2 separate regions of the Mus musculus genome follow, and region 1 is linked to region 2. Evidence: chromatin loops called from intact Hi-C (ENCODE). Cell type or tissue: gastrocnemius. All regions are shown on one strand.

The links. A loop is a pair of places that touch in the nucleus more often than their neighbours do. Peaks named below come from ENCODE experiments on the same cell type or tissue, not always from the same donor. Only the 100,000 strongest peaks of a DNase experiment are listed, where the experiment ranks them.
Region 1: a loop joins it to region 2, with 2.7 times the contacts of the local background. A loop is called at or near these places in 6 of 42 quality-filtered maps.

The regions. Positions count from the first base shown.
Region 1 is chr2:155,289,839-155,297,838 of GRCm38, forward strand. It overlaps Pigu (phosphatidylinositol glycan anchor biosynthesis, class U), which reads right to left. Exons shown (of 12, transcript NM_001004721.1): 10 at 7,245-7,369; 11 at 2,852-2,994. Among named protein-coding and RNA genes, the nearest start is that of Map1lc3a, 17 kb to the left of the region's middle. In gastrocnemius, a CTCF peak has its summit at 4,250; a DNase peak (open chromatin) is centred at 3,683; H3K27ac peaks cover 5,367 bases.
Region 2 is chr2:155,381,334-155,389,333 of GRCm38, forward strand. It overlaps Trp53inp2 (transformation related protein 53 inducible nuclear protein 2), which reads left to right and starts at 523. Exons shown (of 4, transcript NM_178111.3): 1 at 523-684; 2 at 3,957-4,131; 3 at 4,548-4,836; 4 at 5,207-8,000. The coding sequence starts at 4,008. The coding sequence ends at 5,459. In gastrocnemius, CTCF peaks have their summits at 1,996 and 3,967 (motif pointing left); DNase peaks (open chromatin) are centred at 19, 438, 808, 1,840 and 3 more places; H3K4me3 peaks cover 6,594 bases; H3K27ac peaks cover 8,000 bases.

The DNA.
Region 1 (8,000 bases), 91 kb before region 2:
CATGTGTAGTAACGTACATTAATCACAGCCCTGGGGAAGCAAAGACAGGGTCCTAGAGCTCACTGGCTGGCCCGTACAGCTGAATTGGCAAGTGCCAGGTTTAGGGAGAAATGCTATCTCAAAAAATAAGGTGAAGGGTGACTGAAGAAGACACCCAACATCAACTATGGTCTCCCCACCCAACAAACACACACGTGCTTGCACGCACCTCCCAACACAAAAGCAAAGATCGCTAGGCAAACACTGTACACTGAGTAGATTCCTAAATCCCAATAAAGACTTCTATTAGTTTGTTTGTTTAAGATGGTGTTACTATTAATCCAGGAAAGTCCTGACCGTGTTTCAGAGGAAAGGGTGACACTGAGCTCTGATCTTGCTCCTCAGTGCAAGCAAGCATTGTGCCATGTGCGCCCTGCCACACCCACCGTCAGACGTCCACACTGGGGATCTAACCTTGGGTTTCGAGCCTGCTACTCCAGCACGTCACTGCTGAGCTACAGGCCTAACCTTGGAACTCTATTTTCCATTTCACATTTTTTTTGTTTGATTTCTTTCCCGTAACAACAATAAATTTATTACTTATGTGATTAAAAATGCATTCAAAATGTTTTTAAAGGGTAAGAAATGTGGGCTGGAAAAAAGCTCTTCAGTTAAAAGCACTGGCTGCTCTTCCAGAGGATTCAGGGTCAATCCAGCACTCTTGGGGTGGCTTACAACACCCATAACTCCAATTACTGGGAAGCCTATGTCCTCTTTTGGCCTCTATGGGCACCAGGAACACACCTGGGACATACAAAGACAAAATGCTCAAACACATAAAATGAAAATAAACAAGTGAGTAAATAAAGGTTAAGAGATGATGGAGCTGAGGAGAGTCCTCAGTCAATATAGAGCTTCCCATGCAAGCATGGGAGCACCGGGTGGACTTCCAGCACCCACATGAAAAGCCAGGCCTGGTGGCACGTTTTTGTAACCCAGAGGTGGACAGGACGATCCGGGGAACTTACTGGCTGATTAGCCTAACTTAACTTGGTGAGCCCCGAGTTCTGGTGAGAGACTTTTCTCAAAACATAAGGTTGGGGGCTGGAAAATGGCTCAATGCTTAAGAGTGCTTTCTGCTTTTGCAAAGGACCAAAGTGTGGGTCTCAGGAGGTTCGTTCAGTGGCTCAATCCTCCTATGACTGCAGCTCTAGGAAAGATGATGCTCTCTTTTGACCTCCTAGGGCAAGCGCACACACAGTAATAAAAAGTTTTTTCTTAACCTTTAAAGGTAAGAAAAGATGCCGAGACTTTGGCTGATCGCTATAGTTCAGCTACAAATATAAAACCGGGCCTATTGCCTTTGGTCTCTAGCTCAACCCCAATCCCTCTTTTCCACTAAGTAAGTTTCTCTTGCTTTTGATGTCACCTGATGAGTTACAAGTAGCCCCCGGTATTAAGGGACCTTCCTCTCACAGAGGCAGCCACAGAAGAGAAAGCTGTGATCTGGCAAGTCGCATGGCTGCCTCAAAAAACACTGCCAATTTCATTTCTTGAGCAAAACTAGAGAGCCGAGATAACAGGCAGATGCTGGGATGTGTGCAGAAGGAAGGGGCTCAGGTAAGCACAAGCACCCCCTGGCCCTGGGGTATTTTACACCGCATTGAATCCTGCAGATCTCTGCCCTGGCAGGACATTCACTGTCAGAAACTACCACTAGGGCTGAGACCTCTCGTTTGCTGTTCATATACCATATATGGTTGAATTGGATGAAAATCCTTCAGCCACATCTACACAGGAAACACCAGTCCCAGGCTGGAAGTTAAGAGCACTGACTGCTCTTCCAAAGGTCCTGAGTTCAAATCCCAGCAAATCATCCGTAACTAGATCTGACGCTCTCTTCTGGAGTGTCTAAAGACAGCTACAGTGTACTTACATATAATAAATAAATACATCTTTAAACAAATAAAATAAAAAATAAAACAACAGGGGCCAGGGATATAGCTTAATTGTTAGAATGCTTGCCAAGCATCCAGAAAGCCCTGGATTCTATCCCCAGCACTACATAAATCAGGGATGGAGCCGGGCGCACGCCTTTAACCCTAGCACTTGGGAGGCAAAGGCAGGTGGATTTCTGAGTTCGATGCCAGCTTGGTCTACAAGTGAGTTCCAGGACAGCCAGGGCTACACAGAGAGACCCTGTCTCGAAAAACCAAAAAAATAAAAATAAAAACCAACAACAACAACAAAAAAAACCAAACCAGGGATGGTGATGAAAACTCAGGAGGTGGAGGCAGGAGGATCAGAAGATGAAGGTCTTCCTTGGCTGCATAGTTACTTGGAAGCTGGCCTGGGCTGTATGAGACACTGTTGTTTTATTGTGCAGCCAACAGGAATCCCATCCCATTCCTAAGCTCCTTGCTTTTGCTTTTACTGTCCTCAAAGCCCACAAAGCTGTCTTCACCCCGACCTGTTCACCATATTACACTTGACGTACTGTCAGTGCTAACAGGATAATAAAAGGGGGTGCCTCTGAAGCTGGGGCTTACTGAATTTGTTTCTTAGCTCTACTGACCATGAATGAGAGCCTCAGTCCTTCAACTATAAACTATGGATAACGATATCTTTCTCTAGATTTGTTGTAAGGCCTTACTGAAGCAACGCTCATCACGGTACCTAATACATGTATGACAGATTCAACTTCATGCTGTTCACTCTCCTGCTCCTTCTACCCAAGTGAGATCAAAGGCAGAGGAACTGCCACCCCACACACCCCTGCATAGTCAAAACTACAGGGTGGGAACCCAGGGCCTCAGCTGATAGCCTGAGACTCAAAATGACACCCTGACCCTGTGCGACCCTCAACTCTTACCTGCCCAACATTGAAGGTCAGTGTGATGGCATAAAAGAAATTAGAGTTGGCACTTCCTGCATAAATCCATAGGTGCCACAGGACAGGGAAGAGAAGAGAGCAGACGATGATGATGCAGGTGAGGACGAAGATGTTCCGCAGGACTGCAAAGACAAGTGGTCAGTTAGCCTGGCACTCAGTCTCTCATACCCTTTTTGCTGTGATAGTCACAGGACAGGGAGCTCAGATGGCTCAAAGGCAGAGCACTCCCAGAACACTGTGTGCTAGGAACAAACCTCAGAGCCAGGTGAATGGTTTCCCATGCCCACAATTGCTGGGGATCTGTATTTGAAGACTTTCCGCCCACCAAAGGCTTGTCTGCCTTAAAACTGGCGCAATCAGGGGGCTGGTGAGATGGCTCAGCAGGTAAGAGCACTCGACTGTTCTTCCAAAGGTCCTGAGTTCAAATCCCAGCAACCACATGGTGGCTCACAACCACCCATAATGAGATCTGACTCCCTCTTCTGGTGCATCTGAAGATAGCTACAGTGTACTTACATATATAAATAAATCTTTAAAAAAAAAAAAAACTGGCGCAATCAGCAATTCTGCGAATGCTTCTAAGCCTAATAGTGAGGCATTCCATGAAGACACCTGTCTTCTACTCTTCAACCTCCCCTCTTGGGTACAACATGGCTGGAGACAAAGGCTTCAGATGGGTGACAGGAAAGAGACCCAAGTACAGAGATGAAAGAGGCCATGAGTGCAGCCTGTGGGCTGCAAAGAGACATTTCAATGTGCTTGGAAGACCTTCGCTGGCATCTAGTTGGATTCAGGCCAATGGTGACCTTTGCAGGAACAGGGAACTGCTACTCACTCTTGCTGGCTGGAAGGCTGAAAGATTAAAGCTCTATGCCAGAGCAGATGGAACTGGGGACCTGGGGCACAGTACAGCTTGTTCCAGGCACCAGGAGGCGTCAGAGATGACCAGGGCCTACACCCTTCATCAGACCTGCTAGGTCAGATGGAGTCAAGTTCCCCAGACAGTCACTGGGTGGCTTATCCAATCTGCTGCACCACACTGAAGAACAGGGGCTTCTGACAAGGCCCTTTCCCTCTCGAGCCTCAGGCATTTAGAAATAAAATGTCACCAAAAGTATCTAGTCTCATCAGGAGGGTAATAGAGGGAATTAGGGGGCTTCAAAGGTCAAAGAGATGTTCTTTTCTTAAATTACATGCTAGATATATAGGAACTTACAGCATAATGCTTATAATTTATTTGTATTTTAATCAACATTCTTTTACCTTTATACAATAGCTAATTAAAAAAAAAATACAACACATGTTCAACTCCAGCCCTGAGCCCTGTGGTAGCTGGCTTTGCAGCTGGGCCACTGCAGGCTGGCACCAGCTCTGCCAGCAGGCTGTTCTCTAATACCACAAGTATGCGTTTGTCTTGTCTGACTCATCCTGACTCAAGGCTTCAGAAGCCAATGACTGTGATATATTTATTGATTTATTTGTTTTTGTTTTTGAAGATAGTCCCGGCTGTCCTGGAACTCACTCAGTAAGCCAGACTGGCCTTCGACTCAGAGATCCACCTGCCTCTGCCTCCCAAGTGCCGGGATTAAAGACATGTCCAGAGCAGGGCCTATTCTTCTTTTCTCTTCCACTGGCCAATGCAAGAAAATAGGTAAGGTGGGACCTGGGAGATCAATACTAGCAGCTAGTATTTCAATGGGACATTCTACAATATTAACTATATTCAACTAGAACAAAAGACTTCACAAAATGTCTACTCAGGGTCCCAAGGCCAGAGCTAAAGTCACTTAGTGAGAGGACAAATCCCAAACAGATGCTCCAAACATTAGGAGTCCCTGGACAGTGCACACAGCACAAAGCATGCTGACTACTATGCTCTGCAGGAACTTAGGATATGCTGTGTCTATGAAGTCCTTGCACAACCACTTGATGCCTCTCTCTACTTAGTAGAGCCTATAAGATCATCTAGGTTTCTGGAAATTTCCTCTTTCTCTGCCCCATCATCTCTGTGGGCATAAAATAATTTATTTCAAGTTTTAAAAATATTTATTTCAATGTCCCTGGCTGCTATACCGGCAGCTTTGATGGTGGAAATATGCAGGGGATACCCTGGTTAATTATCACTGATGATAACTGCAGTGCCATTAACATATTTTCTTTTTTCAAACTTAAAAAAATATCCATGCCGTGCAGTGGTGGTGCACGCCTTTAACCCCAGCACTTGGGAGGCAGCCTGGTCTACAGAGCGAGTTCCAGGACAGCCAGGGATACACAGAGAAACTCTGTCTCGAAAAACCAAACCAACCAACCAACCAAACAAACAAAAAAACCCAAAAAACAAAAACACCCCCAAAAAAATCCATGAAAAATACTTTTTTTTTTTTTGAGTCAGGTCTCATATGGCCTGGAATTCCCTTTTGTAGCCTTGGCTAACCTCAAACTTGCTATCCTCCCGCTTCAGCCTCTTAAGTGTTAGGGTTATAGATCCATGCCAGAAAGCTCCACTTACTCTCTTCATCTCATGGACGGAAAAGGAAAACTCAGAGGCGCAGAAAGGCTAAAGAAGCTGCCTGGGAAAGGCAGAGTGTAGACTCAAGCTGTAGTCTGTCTGTCTACAAACTGAATTCAGCAACGTGAGAATGCTACACAACGCCTCTGAGGAAGGGCAATGCCCTCTTTAGGACGGACAGCTAACGAAAACAACCTGGTTGGGACAGGGAAAGACCAGTGCCTGAAGCCCTACCCTCCCACAGACCAAGGCATGTCTATATATTCCAATTGCCTGTGATTCATCACTGGGTGATTCTTATCTGTGAAATGAGGATGTCACAAGCAGAAGATGCCACCTCCTCTCAGTCAGCTCAGATTGGTCACCATTCTAACCAGGCCTGAGAGACACACCTGGCCTGGGCGTGGTCTGCCCACTTCACTGTTTACCTTCACTCCGGGGCTACACTCACAGGTAGGTTTCCTACTCACAGCTGGTCAGTTTCACTTCCTGCTTGACACCCAGACAAAACAACAGGAACTAACTTCTTGGGCAGCTTGCTCTAGGAGTTCGCTTCTGACGCTTGGCTGCATATCGCAGCTCCTTGAGAGAACCAGGAAGGTACCTGGGCTCTGCTTCCCTCACGGGGAGGGGAGGCTTCAGCAGCCTTCTACATACATTTGCAGACTCTTTTCCCCCCTTTTTCGATTGTTGTTGTTTTTCAAGACAAGGTTTCTCTGTGTAGTCTTGGCTTCACTATGCTGAACAGGCTGGCCTCAAACTCAGAGATCCTCCTGCCTCTGCCTCCCAAGTACTAGCATTAAAGTTGTGTGCCACACTGCCCTGTCATTTGCTGATTCTTTTGTGTTAGAATCCATGTTGGGTGTAAGGATATCTTACCCTACAGGAGCCTCGGGAGAAATGGGTAGAATTGAGAAGGGTCTTTATAGGAAGCAGGAAGTCCTATGTTCATAGCCAAAGGCTACAGTTGCACTTGTTCAATAAGAAGCTTGACCACTGTCCAATAAGAAGCTTGGTCACATGTAGCTTCATACATTTAATTTTAAACAAGAATTTCAGTTTCTACTGACACCATGGCTCTTCTTTGTAGTCTCAGTATTCAGGAAGTTAAGATAGGATGACTTCTTCTAATTTTAGGACAGCCTAGGCTATATAGTGAGTTTCAGGATAGCCTTGGCTACAGTCTAGGATCTGTCTCAAACAAACAAACAAATAAACTAATGGAAAAAAATCTGTCCATGACAGTATACACCAGTAAACCTGGATCTGAGAGGTGAAGGCAGAAGGATCAGGAGTTCAAGGTAATCTTCAGCTATACAGTGAGCTTAAGGCCAGTTTGGGCAATATGAAACCCTATGCCACAAAGCTGGAAATAGAGGAGAAAAGAAAGAAAAAACTTAGTTTCTGTATAATATTAGTAGCCACTCTATTAGAATACAGACTAGACACGGTCATCATTACAAACAGCGAGGTTGGACAGCACTGGGCAAGGCCTAGAGAGCTAGGCTCCAATTCCTAGTCTTTCTATTTAGCAGTCACAGGACCTTGAACAAGTGGCTCTATCTTTTTGTACCTCAGTTTTCTCATCTGTATAAGGAAATACTTACCTCCAAAGCTGATGCAAAGACAAAATGACCAACAGCAGTCAGGAACACAGTCACATGCTCTAAGCGATTGTTCTTTGTCACTGACCACAGGACCAGGAGGCACAGAGGCACATGCATGCTTCAGTGGCCTCCTCTTTCTCGGTGCTACCAGCAATGGGTGCCCAGTAAATGCATATCAATTCCTTCTCCCAGCTATTTCGCCTAGCAGTTAGCTGCACTTGAATCTATCCCTAGTGAGGAAAGTCAGAATACTCACATCTGTAGAGATGGTTCCACACAGGGAAGAAAGCCATGTAGAGGGCCACATCCCCCACAGTTGGATAGGACTTGAAGATAGAGATGATGGCAATCTGAATGAACATGAAGAAGATGGGATGCTCCCTGGAGCAGGGCAGGGAAGACAAACAGGCAGAGAGATTAGCCAGGGACTAGGCCCACCTTAGAGACCCCTGATCCTACCTCACCAACCAAAAGTACTCCCTAGGGGTCCTTCAGGCAAAGGCTGCCTTACTACTCACAAGGCATGCATGAGCCAGGCTTCAGTAGCAGGGCAGGAAACTACAGATATCAAATGCCCAGAGGTGGCAAGGAAGACCAGACAAACACCAGTTTATAGGGACATTGCCCACCAGTGGCTTCCTCCTGTCTGTACTAGCTTTCAGCATGCCCCCGGGAACCAAAGGAAGCAAATGAAGTTAGCATTCCTTATCAGGGTGGTGGTGGTGCACACTTTTATTCCCAGGACTTAGGAGGCAGAGGCAGGCAGAGTGAGTTTCAGAGCAGCCAAAGGTACACAGAGAAACCATGTCTTGAAAAAAAAAAAAGTTAAGCATTTCTTATTAGAATCCTAAATGACTGCTTGTCAAGAGAAATCAGGCAAAGGTCGCTGCGACAGGTCCCAAGACAGGAAGTGCCTGCTGGCTGATGGCTTGCTTACTGTTTACAGTCAGAGAAACAAGAGCACCGAGAGTTACACTCAGCATTTTCAGCTCTTCAGGGGCCAAAATTCTCT
Region 2 (8,000 bases):
CGGAAGGGGCAAGGTCCGCTCAAGCCCACCGTAAAAAGGAGCGGGGAAAACAAAAAACATAGAGGAGGGAGAGCAGGCAAGTAGGGCAGTGTAGAGAAGTGGGGTAAAAGGACAAGGAGGGTAAAAGGGACTTACAGATGGAGCGCGGCGGGGGTGGGTGGGGTGGGTGTCCTGCACCTAAGATGCAGGAGAAGGGATGTGCGGAGCTCTGGGGCAAGTGAGGGAGCAGGGATGTGTGCGGAAAAAGCAGCGAGGTGGGATTCTTGAGGAAGAATTGGGGGGTCGCTTTCAGTGTGAGGTCTGTGGGTAACTGGGGGCAGGGAATTCGGGCCGTCACCTCCACTCAGACAGAGGCTCCGAGAGCAGCTCCCGGGCTACAGCCACCCGCTGGCAAACCGCGGAGGGGCGGGGAAAGAGCATTCGGCGCCTGTGATTGGCTGCCGTCCCGACGGCCGCTGACGCGAGCGGGCGGGCCCCTTTGTGACGTCACAATCAGCTGTTGAAGCGTTCGGATTTGTGCCCTGAGCCCGGGCGCAGCGGCCGCAGCAGCTCCGGGCGTCCGTTCGGGAGCCCCGCCGTCTCTCGGCCCGTCCCCGGTATGCGGCTCCAGTTGTGAGCACCGGCGACCCGGGGACGCCCGGCCGCACAACTACCTCAGCGCAGCGGTTGCTGCAGCGGCCCCAGGTGAGTCCCGACCTCCGGGCTGGGGGCTCCGGGCACCCCCAGGACACGCCCTGCGCCCCCCTCTCCCGTTCTTTGTCTGTCTCCGCCGGCGGCAGCCGGAGCTGCGTTCTTGGCTCCCTATTGGTTGCTCCAAGCCGGTAGGCCATGACGTTGCTTTATTTGCATATGACATTGAGACGTCACCAAGGCCAGCCCCGCCTTCCAGGCTTGCATGGGTGCTTGTCCTCTGGTGACCCGGTGGGCGCTATGTCGTGCCCAGCCGGCCGAGGGTTGAAGAGACGCTGAAAGACAAGCGGGATCCGAAGGGACTCGGCGGTTTCCTGGGCTAATCTAGGGACTGGGGTCAGGCCTCTCATTTGTTTTTTCCTTGTGACCTGAGAGAGGGTAGGACAGCAAAGCTCGATTTAAGTTGAGAGGGCGGTAAGTAGATGGAGCTTCAGACTCCAGGTCCTGGAGACACTACCAGATGGTAGCGGATCCCCTCTGTCTTCAGGCTCCGCCCCCTAACATAATAACATCCTTCTAATCCCTGACATGTGTGCAGAGCCTGAGTTGATGTCATTTTCAGCCTACAAATATTGAGGGTCTTAAGCCCCACTTCACGGAAGAGGAAACTGAGACTCAGAGAGACGTAGTTTACTGGAGATCTCAGCCAATTAGAATCACACTCACTAAGTGGTAGATTCCTTAGCTGAAGTATAAGCTACATGCTTACATACATCTACTGAGGACCCTATCTTGGGTTCAGCACCAACCACAATTTGATGGGATGCTTCAGTCTTCATGATCCTGGACATTTTCCCAGGAGGTCTCTGAAAATTGGGTCTCTTACAAGGCCCTGACCTCCTCTGCCTTCTTTCTACTTCAAAACCCAATAAATGGCCGTCTCCCAGCTGTTTTGACCACAGAAAGGTGAGTCACTAGTTGCCTGCCTCCAGGTGTCTCCAGGGCAGATGTTGTTGAGAGGGAGTTGGGAGTTCCCTCTGTGGGCCTCCCATCAGAGCTGTCAGCTGGGAGAACCAGACCCTTCCCTGGCATTAGTGATGCAGAGCTTATGCTGTTTCCTGAGGCTGCTTCCAGAGTGACAGAAGGATGTCTCTTACTTTCCAAGTAAGTAGATCTGGAGTCCTTCCCAGGTTGAGGGTCGCTCAAGAATGGCCTGGGCTAGGGTTGGCTTAGGCCTCCAGTGCTATTCTAGGCACAGCCTCTGTAGTATTAAGGGAATGGTTCTTCCTGGAGCAGAGCCAGGAATCTGAGAACCAGGAAGCCAGCAGGCTAGGAAAGAAAACCCAGGAGGCTCTCCTAGTGGTCAAAGGAGGGGGGCAGTCATAGCTGGCTGGTTGCTACCATCTCTCCTGGCTGTCACTCACTTCTGTATGATCTCCACCAGGGAGCTTCTCACTTGACATGTCAACAGTTGAAAAGGCTCATTGCAGGGACTGGTGCACAGTGTGAACCCTGGGAAATGCATGCAAAAGTTTGATGCCAGGGACCAGAGATCTACAGGGACCAGAGACCAGGGCCTGTGTCTGATTTCCCTGTTTCCTGTGTATTATATTTTTGGATATTACCTGTTGAGGTTTTTCTGATTGTATGTATTCTGCATTGCCACACCACCACTAAGCTATAGCTTTATTGGGTAGATTCATGTTCCCAATTTGATATCACCATCCCTAAAACAGGAGACTTGTTGTCTTGGTCCAGGGAAGGAGGCTTGGGTTTGAAGGCTTGGATCTTGGTCCAAAGCTTGTGTTTATCCTCAAGGGATCCCTGGATCTGACAGCTTCCTTCTTCCACTGTCTATCACTGACATGTGGTCTCACTGGACAGGATTCTTTCTCTTGGCTAGTGATGCTGAGTTTGAACAAGAGTCTAGGGGAAAGGGGAGTTAGAGTAGTGGGGCAGACCTGTAGGCACAGGTCCTCCTCATCTGAGGGTTGCCCAATCTCATGGTAAGATTGTAGAACTGAGCCGGGCGTGGTGGCACTCGCCTTTAATCCCAGCACTCGGGAGGCAGAGGCAGGCGGATTTCTGAATTCGAGGCCAGCCTGGTCTACAAAGTGAGTTCCAGGACAGCCAGGGCTACACAGAGAAACCCTGTCTCGAAAAACCCAAAAAAAAAAAAAAAAAAAAAAAGATTGTAGAACTGTAGTGATTACGGATGCTATTAGGTTCAAATACTACCTGTGTCTTTCACTAGCTGTGAGACTTTAGGTAGTTATCTTATTTCGCTGGGCCTTTTAAAAAAATTAATTAATTAAATGTATGTGAGTACACTGTTGTTGTCTTCAGCCACACCAGAAGAGAGCATCCGATCCCATCACAGCTGGTTGTGAGCCACCATGTGGTTGCTGGGAATTGAACTCAGGACCTCTGGAAGAACAGTCGGTGCTCTTGACTACTGAACCATCTCTCCAGCTCTCTGGGCTTTGTTTTATTTATCTCTCTATCAGAAAAAATTTTTTCTCTTCCTCCCACTCCTTTTCAGTCCCTTTGACAGGATCTTATGTAGCCAGGAACTATTTTTTTTTTTTTTTTTTTTTTTTTTAGGTAGGGCCCCATGTAGTTCAGACTGGCCTTTAACTCACTATGTAGCCTAAGCAGGACTTGGACTCTGATCCCCCTGCCTCTACCTTCTAAGTGCTAGGATAATAGACAGGAGGTCTTCATGTCTTTGAACTCTTGTCCTCTTGCCTCTAGCCCCTAAGTCCTAAGATTCCAGGCTTGCCCTTTCACACACTGTGAGGATATAAGGAAAAATGGACCAGGTTTCTTAGTATAGTGTTGTATGTTACTGACACAGGAATATTAATTATGATGATGGTAATAAGAACAATTTTTTTCCCTTAATGGAAAATTCCTATTTACTCCTCAAAGCCCAGGTTGGCTGTTATCTTCCTCTAGAGACTTACCCTGGCAAAGCTTGGTCATATATATCACTTCTTCCATATCCCCAAAGCACCCTGTCATAACACCAAGTTTATTAGCTTATTGAATGTTTACTGTGTGCTCAGGCACTGTTCTAAACATGTCATTAAGTGTTTCCTCATTTAAGTCTTATTACGATTGTCATTTGACAGATGAGAAAACAAAGACCCAGCACCTTTCTAAGTGCATACAGGAACACCCACTGAATGCAGAAAAGCACACACACCAAGAGCTTCTCTGCTATTACTGCTCTGGCAGCTAGGGGCTATAGCCTTGTCTCCAGCTACCAACTGAAGGGCTGACTTTAGTTCGTGCTTCTACTAATGTCTTTCTATGCTTCTCAGGGCTTTAAACTGCCATAGGGCGCCCCCTTGAGGTTGCTTCACCCGCTGACCATGTTCCAGCGCTTCACCAGCCTTTTCTTCAACACCCCTGCGCCTCCTGAAGACTCCAACTGTCCGGGGGCCTTTGTCTCTGAGGAGGATGAAGTGGATGGCTGGCTCATCATCGACCTACAGGGTGAGGCTTGAGTCAGGATCCAGCACTCTTGATTCCCTAGTCTATGAGCATAATGAGGACAGGAGGTGTTGCAATATAGAGGGGAAGAGGGCTATTTGGATGTTGGAGTCCCCCTAGGCCTACTGGAAAAATTAAAGTAGAAGCCGTGAGCCCAGAGGTGAGGTAACACAGACCCTTCTCTTGAAAGCTCTGGCTCCTGCCATTTGTTGGGGCACACACCTGGGACACCTAGGGCGGTGGGCTAAGGATCCTGGCCTTCAGGTGCTCTCTGGGCACGATGGATAGAGGTGCAGGTCTGACTAACGATGCCCTTTCTCTCCCCATCCCATGTGTCTGGCATATGTGTGTGTGTGTATGTGTGTCCCACCCTGCTGCTCCCTCTCCTCTGCATGGCTTCCCATTCCCACACCCTATAGACAGCTATACAGCTCCTCCCGACCCCGGGGCCTCGCCTGCTCCTGCAGGCCGCCCTCCACCCGCGCCCTCCTTGATGGATGAGAGCTGGTTTGTTACCCCTCCCGCCTGTTTTACTGCAGAGGGGCCCGGCCTTGGGCCTGCCCGCCTCCAGAGCAATCCGCTGGAGGACCTCCTCATTGAGCATCCCAGCATGTCCGTTTATGTCACCGGCAGCACCATAGTGCTGGAGTCTGGGCCACCTTCCCCTCACCCTGAAGCTGCCTTGCCTGATCAGGACCTCAGCGATGGGTGAGTGGGTTGAGGGTGGAGACTGGAGGCTAGGGTCTAGGAGACTAGCAGGGGCGTGTCCTTGGGATAAAGGGCTGAAGGAAAAGAGGCGTGGTCTTGTGGCTAAGGTGGGGCTTGGGAGAGCCCTGGCTCAGAGGATTGGGAGGGACCAGCCTGATCTGCCAGACAGAATCAGAGTAGGACTTGTATTGGGGGGTCAGGGTTTTTTCCCTGTTCTGCCTAGTTACCTGTGCCAGGTGCTTAATCACAACTCTAATTGTGATTAAAGGAAGAATTTGTACCCCTCAGTGGTCTGCCCCGCAGAAATAGGGTGTGGGATGCCAACCCTGATCTCTTCCCTCTCTGACAGAGTTGTACTCTGTTTCTGCAGAGAGCTGGCGCCTGCCCTCCGGGAACCCAGGGCCTTGCACCACGCAGCTGCTCCTATGCCCGCTCGAGCTGTGCTGCTGGAGAAGGCTGGCCAGGTGCGGAGGCTGCAGAGAGCCCGACAGCGGGCTGAGCGCCACACATTGAGTGCTAAAGTGTTGCAACGGCAGAATCGCGCCCGGGAGAGCCGTTCGCGCCGGCCCAAGCACCAGGGCAGCTTTATTTACCAGCCGTGCCAGCGCCAGTTCAACTACTGAGCGCCCCTGCTGCACCGCGAATCCCTCGCCGACTCCTGGTCCCATCCGCCTCCTCTGCAGCAGCCAGTGTGCTGCTCGAGGGTGTTGGGGGGTCCACCCGCCTCCATCTGGATACTACAACCTCCCTCCTTCCTAAGTTTTGAGGTGGGGTGATGGCCCTCTACTTCCCTGTTTATAGTCTAACTCACCTATTAACCTCTCTCATCCTGGGTCATCCTCCCTCCTTTCTCAGTGTCTGATTCTCCACCCTCACACTCCCCACACCCACTCTCCCATGCTTCTTTTTAGGACCTCTATTCTTGTCTCTCGCCCCTTCACCTTTTCCCTCTTAGCCCACCCGATTCCTAAGACCCTGACTTGGCACCTTCTCCGCTTCAGCTCCTACTTTCCAAGACTTACTCTTCTGTTTGGGATCGCTCCCACTCTTGTTCCCTTTTTTTCATTCCTGGCAATTCCCTCCCAATCCTGCAGGTGCAACCTGCCAGGCCTGGGCCATTGTCCTCATCCTGTAGTCAGGGATCAGGCATGGGTTTTGATTTCAGTTTTCCCCCTTTCTCTGCCCTGGGGGCTGGGCTCCTTATTGCTGCTTAGGCCTAGAAAGTTTAAGTATGTGGAAGAGGAGAGTGAGTTGTAAGTTAGATAAGGTGAAGGGAATGGAGGGAAACAGGCAGCCTAGTGGGGGCCGCAGATGGGGACAGGTGGGTTGAGAAGTAGCAGGGAGCAGGGCATCTTGGGAGCTGGTATTGTGCTTGGTCAGAGTAGCTAAGCCCTGGTCTTAGGCCTGAGCCTGGAGTCTGCCCCCATTTCCTTTTCCTATAATCCTGCCTTCCAGGGTTCCCCCCTCCCTGAAATTTGTCCTTCAGGAGTAACCCCTACCCACCCCTGTCCCTGTGAGTCTGGAGTCCGAAGGGCTTGTACCTTGTCACCTTACCTTGTCATGCCACCCCAGGAGTAGAAGCTGGGTAAGGCCCCATCATCCTGACCATCTCTGTTCATATGCCCAAGGTGCTAGAATTAGCTTAGGAGAGATGCAGGCCAGAGGATTTCCAGGCAGGGAAAAGGAAACACACCCCAAGGCAAGAATGAGGAGGCATGATGCTAAGGAGGACAACTATGAGGTAAAGCCATCCCCAGACTGACAGCTCTGCCTTTATCTTGCCTCTGGCCTTATATTTCATACTTTGTTCAATATGGCTGGATAATAAACACTCCTGGGTAGAGGAGGCCAGGAGCCTCACTGTCCCAATTCCCAAATTTTTCTTACAGAGATTCAGGGCCTTCAAGAGTCTTCTTAATGTTCTCCCACAGGGCTCTTTCTGAGTGCCCTATAATCCCTCCCCCCTTTCTAATTCAATATCTGGAGTAAGGAATTCTTGGGTAGGGCACAGGGATGGGGTTGCCAGCTTCTTCTTTCTTGTGGTGGGGCTCAGACACCAGCAACAGCCTCTTGGGATGCCCCAAGTTGTTTCCGGTTCTTTCTAGCTGTCCTTTTTAAAGTGTGTGCTCTTCCTTCCTTAAAACCTTTAGATGTCCTGTTACACTAACACAGGTCTTCCCTTCCCTCCAACCCCAGGTTTCAGGTCTCAGAGCCAAGCCAGGGTTGGAGAAAACTGCATTCCTACGAGGGTAAAAGTAGCTGCCCTCTTTGATCCTTTCTTACTAGGCTTCATGTGGGATGGGAGAGGATGTCCCCAGGATGGGGACAGAGGAAGCCCTGCTAGGGTCTCCTAGCCCAGTAAGCCAAATGGGAACTATAAGCAGATCAAAATTTTACACTAGCTTATTAGAGCCCTATTAGTTCCTGTCCCAAGTTCTTCAGTTACAACCTAGTAGTATACTTACTCTTCCAACTGTCCTAAGGTCACTTCCCAGCCAGCTTAGGATCTTCAGCATTTTTAAGAGCTGAAGCTCCCTCTTGCCCTTCTTGTCTACTCCTCACTGCCAGTTGGGGCCTAGGCTTAGTCCTGGGCAAATGTCCATGATCTTGCTGCTGTAGGAAGCTTGATAGGGCATTTGGCTCAAATTTCAGAAGGCCTCGCTCCTGACCTAATTTCTCAAAGCTCCGGTAGTTCTAGACCCCTCCAATTTCTCATCTGGTTGCAAGGCTTATTTTTCTTTTGTACTTTCCTATAGATGCTATAGCATTTGAGTGTGGCAATATTTTTGTTGTGTATAGATGTCTAAGAACCAACACTACTCAGTCTCCTGCTAGTCTGACTCCTGAAGCATCAGACCCTGTCATACTGTATTGACTGTGTATGTGCCTTTCACCTTGAGCATGCTTCAGGAATTTTTTTTTTTCTTAAACCACAGAACTTGAATACACAAGGGAACCAGAATTCACAAAGTCCTATGCAACCCTAGACAGGAGGAGGTTAGAGAGTCTGTCTTGATTTGTGGTTTCAGAGACCCTAGAGAAATTTGTACCAGTTTGTATTAAAGTCAGTACTACCAGCACTTTGCCAAAACTACGGATGTCAGAGGGACCTGTTTCTAGAGTGAGTCCCAATTACATCAAAGGGCAACCTGCGCTTTCTCCAA